Regions from separate parts of the Homo sapiens genome. Here region 2 is linked to region 1. The links are chromatin loops, found by intact Hi-C in ENCODE. Cell type or tissue: GM12878. All regions are shown on one strand.

The links. Peaks named below come from ENCODE experiments on the same cell type or tissue, not always from the same donor. Only the 100,000 strongest peaks of a DNase experiment are listed, where the experiment ranks them.
Region 2: it touches region 1 in a loop (2.3-fold over the local background); 1 of 110 quality-filtered maps calls a loop at or near these places.

Annotation. Positions count from the first base shown.
Region 1 is chr18:42,185,686-42,190,685 of GRCh38, forward strand. It overlaps LINC00907 (long intergenic non-protein coding RNA 907), which reads left to right and starts at 983. Exons shown (of 10, transcript NR_046174.2): 1 at 983-1,077. In GM12878, no CTCF peak of the experiment used is centred here; a DNase peak (open chromatin) is centred at 2,456.
Region 2 is chr18:42,025,493-42,030,492 of GRCh38, forward strand. It overlaps PIK3C3 (phosphatidylinositol 3-kinase catalytic subunit type 3), which reads left to right. Exons shown (of 25, transcript NM_002647.4): 14 at 1,951-2,056; 15 at 3,833-3,949. Among named protein-coding and RNA genes, the nearest start is that of PIK3C3, 73 kb to the left of the region's middle. In GM12878, a CTCF peak has its summit at 2,938 (motif pointing right); a DNase peak (open chromatin) is centred at 669; H3K4me3 peaks cover 245 bases; H3K27ac peaks cover 1,491 bases.

The DNA of each region.
Region 1 (5,000 bases):
CTAATCCCTCTAATCAGAAGGTCAGCAGTTACCTGCAGCTTTTCCATCTGTCCTCCAGCTGAATGCTGCCATTTAGTAAATCAAAAATTGGTTACAAATTAGCAAAGCTGACTGGCTCAATGAAATCTAGCCTGGAGTCTTTGCTGGAAGGGGGGAAGTTTAAATATGGTTTGAAGGGAGATTTGAGGTGAACTCTATTTATCAAAGCCGTGGAGTAGCAGCATAAAAGATGAGAGATGTTCTCCTGGGTAAAAATGTCAAATCACATGGGAAATGGGAATATTTCACATGGTGATTACTGAATTTTACAATTGTTCGCAAATTGATTCAGCCCAGAAATCAACTGGGAAGTCTCCCACAGGTGTCTAGCACTCTGCAGGTATTAGCGTGATACAGGGTAAGTCTCAAAGTACAAAAAAAAACACACATGTGAAACAATTTGCAAACAATGAAGTGCTAACCTGTGTGGTGTGAATTACAGATGCATTAGGACACCAGAAAAGGAAGAAAAGACAGTGGCAGCTGAAGACATTTCAGGAATGCTTCACTGAGAACCTAAGTCTTGTTCTGGGCCATAAAGAAAAGGGGAGGGTGTGGTTTCTATACCAGAGATAAGAAAGGAGAAAATTGGACGTGGAGGAAAGATATGAGTACCAATCCGAGCGAACAAGGAAGAGTGAGTAAATCTGTCCAGCTGGAGTTGGAGGTACATTCTGGAAAATGGTGAGAGAGGCTGTGTAGGGTAGGGGGACACGGAAAGATGGGCCAAGACATTTGGAGCTGATATTTGATATGGTTTGGCTGTGCCCCCACCCAAATCTCATCTTAAATTGTAATCCCCATAATCCCCACGTGTCGAGGGAGGGACCCGGTGGGAAGTGATTGGATCATGGGGGCAGTTTTCCCCATGGAATTCTCGTGATAGTGAGTGAGTTCTCACGAGATCTCATGGTTTTACAAGCGTCTGGTATTTCACCTGATTGCACTTCTCTCTTCTGCCTCCTAGTGAAAAAGGTGCCTGCTTCTCCTTCTGCCATGATTATAAGTTTCCTGAGGCTTCCCCAGCCATGCGTAACTGTAAGTCAATTAAACCTCCTTTGTTTATAAATTACCCAGTCTCAGATAGTATCCTTATCGCAGTGTGAGAATGGACTAATACAATATTTAAATCAAAGGGACTCACTGATGTTTCTCAAAAATAATATAAGAGGAAAATATAGGTGGTGGTTTAGTGTCCATCTACCTGGCCCCTAGGGTTGAGCCTGGGAAGCCAGGCCAGGAAGGGTTAGCATAACCATCTAGGCATGATTTAATGGGACTGACCTGTGATAGTGAGGTGGAGAGAATAGGCAATGTGACAGTGAAAAATATAAATGAAAACCAACAGGACTCCATCACAACAGAAAGAGGACTTTCCAACCTGCAGGGGAGAAAAAGGTTGTGCCTCTGGCCATCAGGAGCATTAATTGTAATGTCTCCATTTCAGCCAAACTGCTGTGCACACACATGAAGCCTGGGCCCCCTTTAACAGCAAGGGGTCTGTTGTTCCCCTCCTTGTGCAGGTGGGTTCAGCTAGTCAAATCGAGGTCTTGATGTAGCCTGGGGCTGCCACTCTCTGTGGAGCCGGATGGGCCTGACGGGTAGACAGGTGCTGGTGGTGATATAGGAGCCTCGGTGGTCTGAGATTTAACAGTCCTGGCTTTCTGTGTTTCAGACTTTGGGGCTCCCTGGCCACTTGCACTAGGTTTAAGGCACAAATTTGAATTGTATGTGCTGAGAGCCAGGTGTAAAAGTTCTGGCAGTGATGAGCTTGAGTGTGGACCTAGCTGACCACCTAGCATTTGCATCTCAGAATAGCTGAGGGTTTCCTTTCTTATCATTTTACTGTACATAGTAACTCTTATTGAAGGTCTGAAGGGGCACTGAATTTTTTTCTTTTAGAATTTTCTGTATTTTATGTCAGAAACGATATGCTAAACTATGATTTGTAAATCTAGGTAATAATAAACATCTCTGAACATATTCATGAATATGAAAGAAGCAGTAGAATCATGTTGGGGCCTGAGCCTGTTCAGTCTAGGTGTTGCCAAGATGTGTGGGAGGGGAGATGTGGGAAGAGGCAGGGCAGATGGCAGTCAGGGATGCAAGGTCAGGAATTCTACTAAGCTGGAGAGTGGGCAGGCAGCTTAGGAGAATGGTAAATCAAGAGGAAGAGAGTTTCTTTGCCTGCAGCTGTAGGTCTAGAGCTACCTTTTATGGCAGCGTTCACTCATATAGGTAAGATAAGTGAGGGGCCAGCAACGGCTCCTTTGGAGCCAAGATTGGGCCCCTGCCATTGATGAGTTTTCTGAGCTAGTGACAGAGGCAGTTCTTCTTTCTCAATGTGGCCTGGGGTTTTTGAGGCTGTCAGAGAGAAACTGAATTCTTAAATCCCCAGGGCCATCACTGTCTTATTTGGTCCCTGCAGCTGGGGCTGAAGGCTCTGAAATGGGGCATGTAACTAGGGCTCCTATTCCCCTTAGCAGTCATTTTCACACTTGCAAAAAATGATGTATTTTCTCAGGCGGGTATGTGGCTGCCAGTAGCAGCCTTCAGCTAAATGAAAGCATTTTCTTGGTCTCTGGGGAACCAGATGCTGACAGATGGACTTCCAGGATTTAAAATTTCCTAGGTTTGTTATTTGAACCTAACAAAAGAGAAAAATCCATCCTGGATACAATTAGAGCATTTTTTTCTTTGTCTTACCCTCCCACCCCCAGTGAAATAGAGAAACATGAAGGACATACTTTTTAGTGCTGTTATTGGTCATTTTAAGCTCAGTGTGGGTGAAATGATATCTGATAACAAATAAGAAGTTTGTGTGTGTCCTTTCAGCTCTCCGAAAAGGTTATAATGTCATGAGTATACTCTGTGCAAGAAGGAAATTCTCAGTATATTCAAATAAAGGACAATTTTACTGTGATACATCATGCAGTTAGGCTTCTGTGCAGGCTAGAAGCTCCCAGAGGAAAGCAGTTTCCGAGCAACTACCACTGACTGGGAAGGGCACTTTGACCCTGAGGGGTATAGCAGAAGAGTGTACACATTTTCATTATACAGCTTCATAAACAGGGTGTCTTTCCTATAGGTATGTGGTAATCAGTTGTGAGCTGTGTCCTCCCAATCTTGTTACTAATAAAAACTGGTATACTTTTAAAATTAACTTTGTTGACTTATATTTGCCTACAGTAAAATTTACTAATTTTATAAGTGCAATTCGATGAGTTTTGACAAATGTGTACAGTCTTGTAATCTCTACCATAACCAAGATTTAGACTATTTCCATCACCCTAAAATGTTCCCCTTTGCCATTTTATAATCAATCTCCTCCATTCCCTCTACTCTGTGGCAACCACTGTTCTGATTTCTATCACCATAGTTTTGTCTTTGTTTCCCCTTTACTGTGTTTCTGAACTTACCTTCTAGGTAATTACCACACTGTTTCTATAACTATACTGATATTACTTATCCCGTTTTTGCCAAGTCTTTGACTTTAGAACCACTAAGTCTCTTTAAAGTAACTTGTAGGTTTCCACTTTGATCCATAACATGTGATCCATACATGATTGTAGTTTAATTCTCATTTCCTCCCCACTCCCCAGTTTCTTAGTTGAGGGTACCTCATTGTCACCTTTATTTATACTTCAAAAGTTGTGAAAGGAGATCATACATATGCTGGGAGGCAGGGTGGGGTCAAGAGGAGGGGAAAACTAGCAAGAGGCTGAGTGGAGAAGTAAGTGTGGCCTCACAAGAGGGGCGAGCATCACTGATGGAGCAGATCCTGGAGGAAGGAAGATGGAATATGCTATTGGCCTGTTGACAATTGGTGGGTGGGTAAGGGATGTGATAAAGACACATCTTCCTAGACAGCAACTCAGGATAGATAGATATTGTCAACAGGTTAACCTGGAGGTGAAGAAAATGCCAGCAAGTCATGTGATGACAATGACTAGAATGGATAGTCAGGGATGCTAAGGAGTGTGCTGGAGGTTTACAGATACTGGAGTAGATGTAGCACAGCAATGGCTTAGTTTAAAGAAATAAATTGCTAAGGGGTATAGCAGATCAGTCAGAGTTGTGGGAGAAGCTATAGGGAAAGGAACAGGCCTTCTGAAAGGTTGGAAGGCTCTGCATAGCTTTAGAGGAGAATAAGCTGAAGGCAGCTGTTCTCTGACCTTGATGCAGAGGGTGAAGAAATAGGTACAAGGGTGTGTAGGGGAATTTATCTTAAATAGGCTTGTTTACTTATGTTGTCTGGAAACTGACGTTTGATCATCTGCATGCGTGACTGCTCCCTGAAAGGGGGAACAATAATGTTAATTACCTGCAGATTGTGTTTGCTCCAGGCTTTAGACATTATGTCTGTACTGAATAAAAGCAAGCAGCTCCAGCTGTTCAGGACGACTCACTCTTCTGCCACTAGTGCTGGGCAGTCCCCTAGCTGCTCTTACACTGCATACCTGTGTCTGAGTACTCCTTTCATCCCTCACTTGGCCAGGGTCTATGGGACAGACCTGGCAAAGGGGCATTCAGGGGACAGTTGCTCCTTTAGGTACCACTTGGGTACCATTTTCTGTGGGTGCTTCTTTGGTCAGGTGGATCCTTAGTCCTGCTCAAATAAATTTTTTATTAAAATTTTTTCACACCTAAGGAAAAGTTTCCAGAATATTACATTGTACTCCCATATTCCTTCACTTAAATGCAATCCGTTGTTAACATCTTGCCACATTTGCTTTATCTCTTTCTCTTTTACATAAAACATCCACAATATTTATTCTCATAACTATTATAATCTTGATGATTATTATATTATTATCATCTTGCTCTACCATTTGAGAGTAATTTGCAGAGGTCACGACTCTTCATCCCTTCAGCATACAGCTCATAAGAACACAAACCTTTTCTTTTTTTTTTTTGCTTACATAACCACACAGTAAAATTCATCAAATTAAAAAAATTAA
Region 2 (5,000 bases), 160 kb before region 1:
CTATTTAAGTGATTCAAACATTTGTTTCCTGCCTGCCTTTTGAGAAAATTTGGAGTTTGTGAACCCTGCTACATGAGAATTCCTAGCCCAAATACCTTGGATATTGTTAGTACCTTCGATAGAGGTAGAAAAAATTCAATTTAATGTGATAAGTTTGGTTTTACATGTGTTCAGTTAGAAATGACAAACAGTGTCTTGAAAAGGGGATCTGGTCCTTGAAAATTAGAGTGCATGAATGTGAAAGCAGGTCATGTAATGGAATTCAAGATTAGACCTTAGATGTAAAAAATGAATATGTATTTATATTTGAAAATTATCAATAATGAGATAGTAGCTAAATCCACAAGAGTGGAATTATTCATTCAACAGTAATGTATTAATAATATGTTGAGCATCTATTATGAGCTAGACATGGACGTGCTGAAGATATAGTGGAGAACAAGACAGGTAAGCCCTCAGCTCTCATGAAGTTGACCATCTGAATGGCTGAATACAGAGTATACTCTCCCAGAAATAGTGGAAAGCATAATAATAAGCATCCGTGACTTGAGATTTGGGAAACATTGTCAGTTAAGAAGGTCGAAAAGTTTCACATGTGTTTTAAAGATAAAACAGTGTGAAAGTCAACTTAGTAAAATCAAAAAAGTCTGACCTGGGAGCCCAAAGTCCTGGGTTTCAATCTCAGTTTTACAATCAGTCATACCACCATAGACAAGACACAGCCCCTCTAAGTTTCACTATTGATGAAGCAAGCAAGTTGATTGAGATTGATGGTTTTCAAACTACACATCATCATGATCCACTGAAAGTAATTTAAAGTTTCACAGTCTAGCATTTGTATTTAAAGAAAAATGAAATAAACAGAATAGCAAATATTAACATATTGCTCACAGGATGTTGCTTTGTGAAACTTTTCCGTTTTATACATCTGTGTGCATATGTGGCTGTGTGTATCAAGCTGTGATACTTTTTTTTTTCTCTTTGAGAGATATCATCTCCCTTTGTTGCCCAAGCTGGAGTGCAATGGTATGATCATAGCTTACTGCAGCTTCACCTGGGCTCAAGCTATCTTCCCACCTCAGCCTCCTTAGTAGCTGGGACTATAGTCGGCGACACCACACTTGGCTTATATTTAATTTTTTTTTAAATGTAGAGGCTGGTCTCAAACTCCTGACCTCAAGTGATCCTCCTTCCTAGGCCTCCCAAAACACTGGGATTATAGGTGTGAGCCACCATGCCCAACCTGTTATTTGCTTTGGTTTGTTCCCAGTGGAACATTTAGAAACACTGGATTAGAAGACCTATAAAGTCTTATTCAGATCATTGCTTATATGATTTTTGTAATTGTATAAGCAGATGAGGGTTAAGAAGACATTTAAAATGTCTTTTACTCTTTAAAACCATAGTTTTTTAATTGGAAAGTTAAAGATTATGTATGGATCTTTGAAAAACGGGAAACTGGATGGGAAAGGAAAAATTACTTAAAATTTTATTCATCTTTTGAAAATATAAGTGACAAGAATAGCTTCAGAGAGGTTTTCAGAATAAGAGAGTCTTATGTAATACCAAAGTATTACACAGATTATGAAAATAATAGTTTTTGTTCTCGAGTTACTCAGTAAATATGTGAGCTTAGATGATTTCTGAGGATGTTAATACTCTACCTCATAAATAGGAGAAAATGCTTGTTTTGGTGGCAAAAGTTTTAGAAAATTTGGGATATTACACAAATTAAGGCATTACCACTCTTAGTTTACCTTTTATTGATGGTTGTATGTGTTCCTCTTTAAGTTTTCACTTTTAAAAGTGATGATAAAATGTGTTTTATTACTCCAATTTTATTATTTTTGCATATGTAAATTAATCTGTTTTAGTGAAATGATATGAGTATTTACAAACTGAATCTAAGTTTCATTTCACATCACATGAATGGCTCAAACTATTTTTAAGGTATGTGATAGTGGAATGTGAAGATCAAGATACTCAGCAGAGAGATCCAAAGACCCATGAGATGTACTTGAACGTAATGAGAAGATTCAGCCAAGCATTGTTGAAGGTAACCCTTAAATGTGAGGGTTGGCAAACTGCAGCACATGGGCCAAATTCAGCCTGTTGCCTGTTTAGGAACATCCCATGAGCTAAAAATGGTTTTATATATTTATTTTTATTTTTATTTTTTTGAGATGGAGGCTTGCTCTGTTACCCAGGCCGGAGTACAGTGGTGCCATCTCAGCTCACTGCAGCCTCTGCCTCCTGGGTTCAAGAGATTCTCCTGCCTCAGCCTCCCGAATAGCTGAGATTAAAGGCGCCCGCTACCATGCCCAGCTAATTTTTGTATTTTTAGTAGAGACGGGGTTTTGCCATGTTGGGCCAGGCTATTCTGGAACTCCTGACCTCAGGTGATGCACCTGCCTCGGCCTCCCAAAGTGCTGGCATTACAGGCGTGAGCCACTATACCTGGCCTGGTTTAGCGGTTGAAAAGAAATCAAAAGAAGAAGAAGAATTTGTGATACATGAAAATTATGTGAATTCAAATTTTAGTGTTCATAAATTTATTGGAATAGAATCATACTCATTTGTTTTTATATTGTCTATGGATACTTTTGTACTCAATAGGAGTTTAATAGTTGGAATGAAAACTGCATGGCCAAGAAGACCTAAAATATTTACTCTTTGACCCTTTACAGAAGTTTTCTTGATCCCTAATTTAATGAAATAAACCTGTGCATGGAATTAAAAAAAAGCTTTGCTTTTTTATTTTCCTTTCTATTGTGTATCTTTCTTATCAAGGCTATGTACATTTCCAGAAATCTGGCAATGGTCATATTGCAGATTCTTTTTATATAATGTATTTTTGCCTTTTCAACAGCTTTTAAAAGAGATTTATTTTTCCTGTGTTCGATTCTTAAAGCAGTGTCACAGTTTAGCCAGCAGAGGGTGCAAGGGCAGCGAAAAGAAAGCTACCACACATTAATCTGTGGCTTGCCGCAGAAATAGTCTATTTCATGGCATCTTTCATCTGTTTGATGTTTCATGCTTTTAAAAATTTAAATCACATCTTATTAAACACTTTGAGACTAAGCTTTTGTATTCGTTCCCAAAGCTTCTCAACATCAAACTGATTGGCAAATAAGCCTTTGGTCCTCTCCTCTAATCTCGTTTCTGTTACAGCCTTTGTCACCCTTGAAGACATTTCAGTTTCTTTAAGTTTAAATTGCCTCATCTTTGAAATGAGGTTGATAACATTTACCCAGCTTCCCTTACCAGGGTAATTGGGAAGATTAAATTAGAAATGTATTTTATAATATTTTATGAACTAGGAATCACTACATAGGACCGTATAGCATTTAGTTTTTATGACTTATATTTTAAGCACATATTGTGGTGCTATTTGAAGTTTTCTTTTTTTAAAAGTTGATTTTTAGTTCCTTGAAGATCTATATCTTTGTTTCTGCCATATACATGTATATATGTCTAGCACATTTCTGCATCATAAGCCATCGGATATTTATTGAATCAAATAATGAGTGAATGTATTTTAGGATGAATGAATTCTATCTTGTCACATGGTTTATGTGGGAAAAAAATGCGGTTGTAGATAGACCAGTATTTGCTGAAGACTCAGATAATTTTCGATTGTGGATGGATTAGTGGTGTTTAACTAAGATAAGAGGTTTCTTGTTATTTTTGAATCAAGATAATCTTTTTCAGTTTTGCTTTCTATTTAAGTTTATAACTGTGAGAAATATGAATAAGGATTATCCATGCTGTTAAAGAAATCCAGATCATTACGCAACATAGAACTAATTTTTTCTCACTTTGAACCCTTCAGGGTGATAAGTCTGTCAGAGTTATGCGTTCTTTGCTGGCTGCACAACAGACATTTGTAGATCGGTTGGTGCATCTAATGAAGGCAGTACAACGCGAAAGTGGAAATCGTAAGAAAAAGGTAAGCCTATGGTGTATGCTTTTGTTCCTAATAGCATCTTGGCATCAGAAAATACTGAATTTTCACTATTGTCTTTTTGGGTTGATACGTGAATTTTTTTTTTTTTTTTTTTTTTTTTTTTGACAATGTCTCACTCTGTCGCCCAGGTTGGAGTGCAGTGGCACGATCTCGGCTCACTGCAACCCCCACTTCCTGGGTTCAATCAATTCTCATGCCCCAGCCTCCCGAGTAGCTAGGATTACAGGTGCCCGCCACCATGCCCAGCTAATTTTTCTATTTTTAGTAGAGATGAGGTTTCACCATGTTGGTCAGGCTGGTCTCAAACTCCTGACCGTAGGTGATCCACCCGCCTCAACCTCCCAAAGTGCTGGGATTACAGGTGTGAGCCACTGCGCCCGGCCTATTGTGTGAACTTCTTACCATGAAATTATAGTAATAGGAATGTTTTATGAGTTTATATATATATTGATATGATATTTAATCTTCATAACAACCCTATAAGTTAGGACCTAATATTATCCCAATTGTGAGGAGAAGAAAGTAAAGAGAGGTCAAGTAATTTGTTTAATGTCATACAGCTAGTAAATATTGGAGTGGGGATTTGTACTCAGACATTCTTAGTCCATATTGTTATCCACAGTGCTTTACCACCTCTCATTTTAGAATCTTAGCAAATTAGAATATACAATATATTTGATATGGAAAGAATCTCTAGAGATCATTTAGACTAGAATTCTTCTGAGAAAACAAAAGTCCAGATTGACTTGCCCAAGGTTTCACAACTGGTTGTTAGTAAGTAGCTTTGTAACTGTTCTCTCCTGGCTAGTTCATCAGTCTGTCTCTCAACTATGAGGTTTCCACTTGATGGGTAGAAGTGAATGAGTAGATGAGTTCTTCACGTGACATTTTTTCTGATCAGTAGCCTAAATGATATGAAAGATTCGCTTGGTATCTTTTCCTAATTCCATTAGATAATTGGCAGGCCTTTCTTGGTGACCTTTGTAAAACAACACATTTTAGTGTTCCTTTGACTTTTAAAGGACAGCAGAAA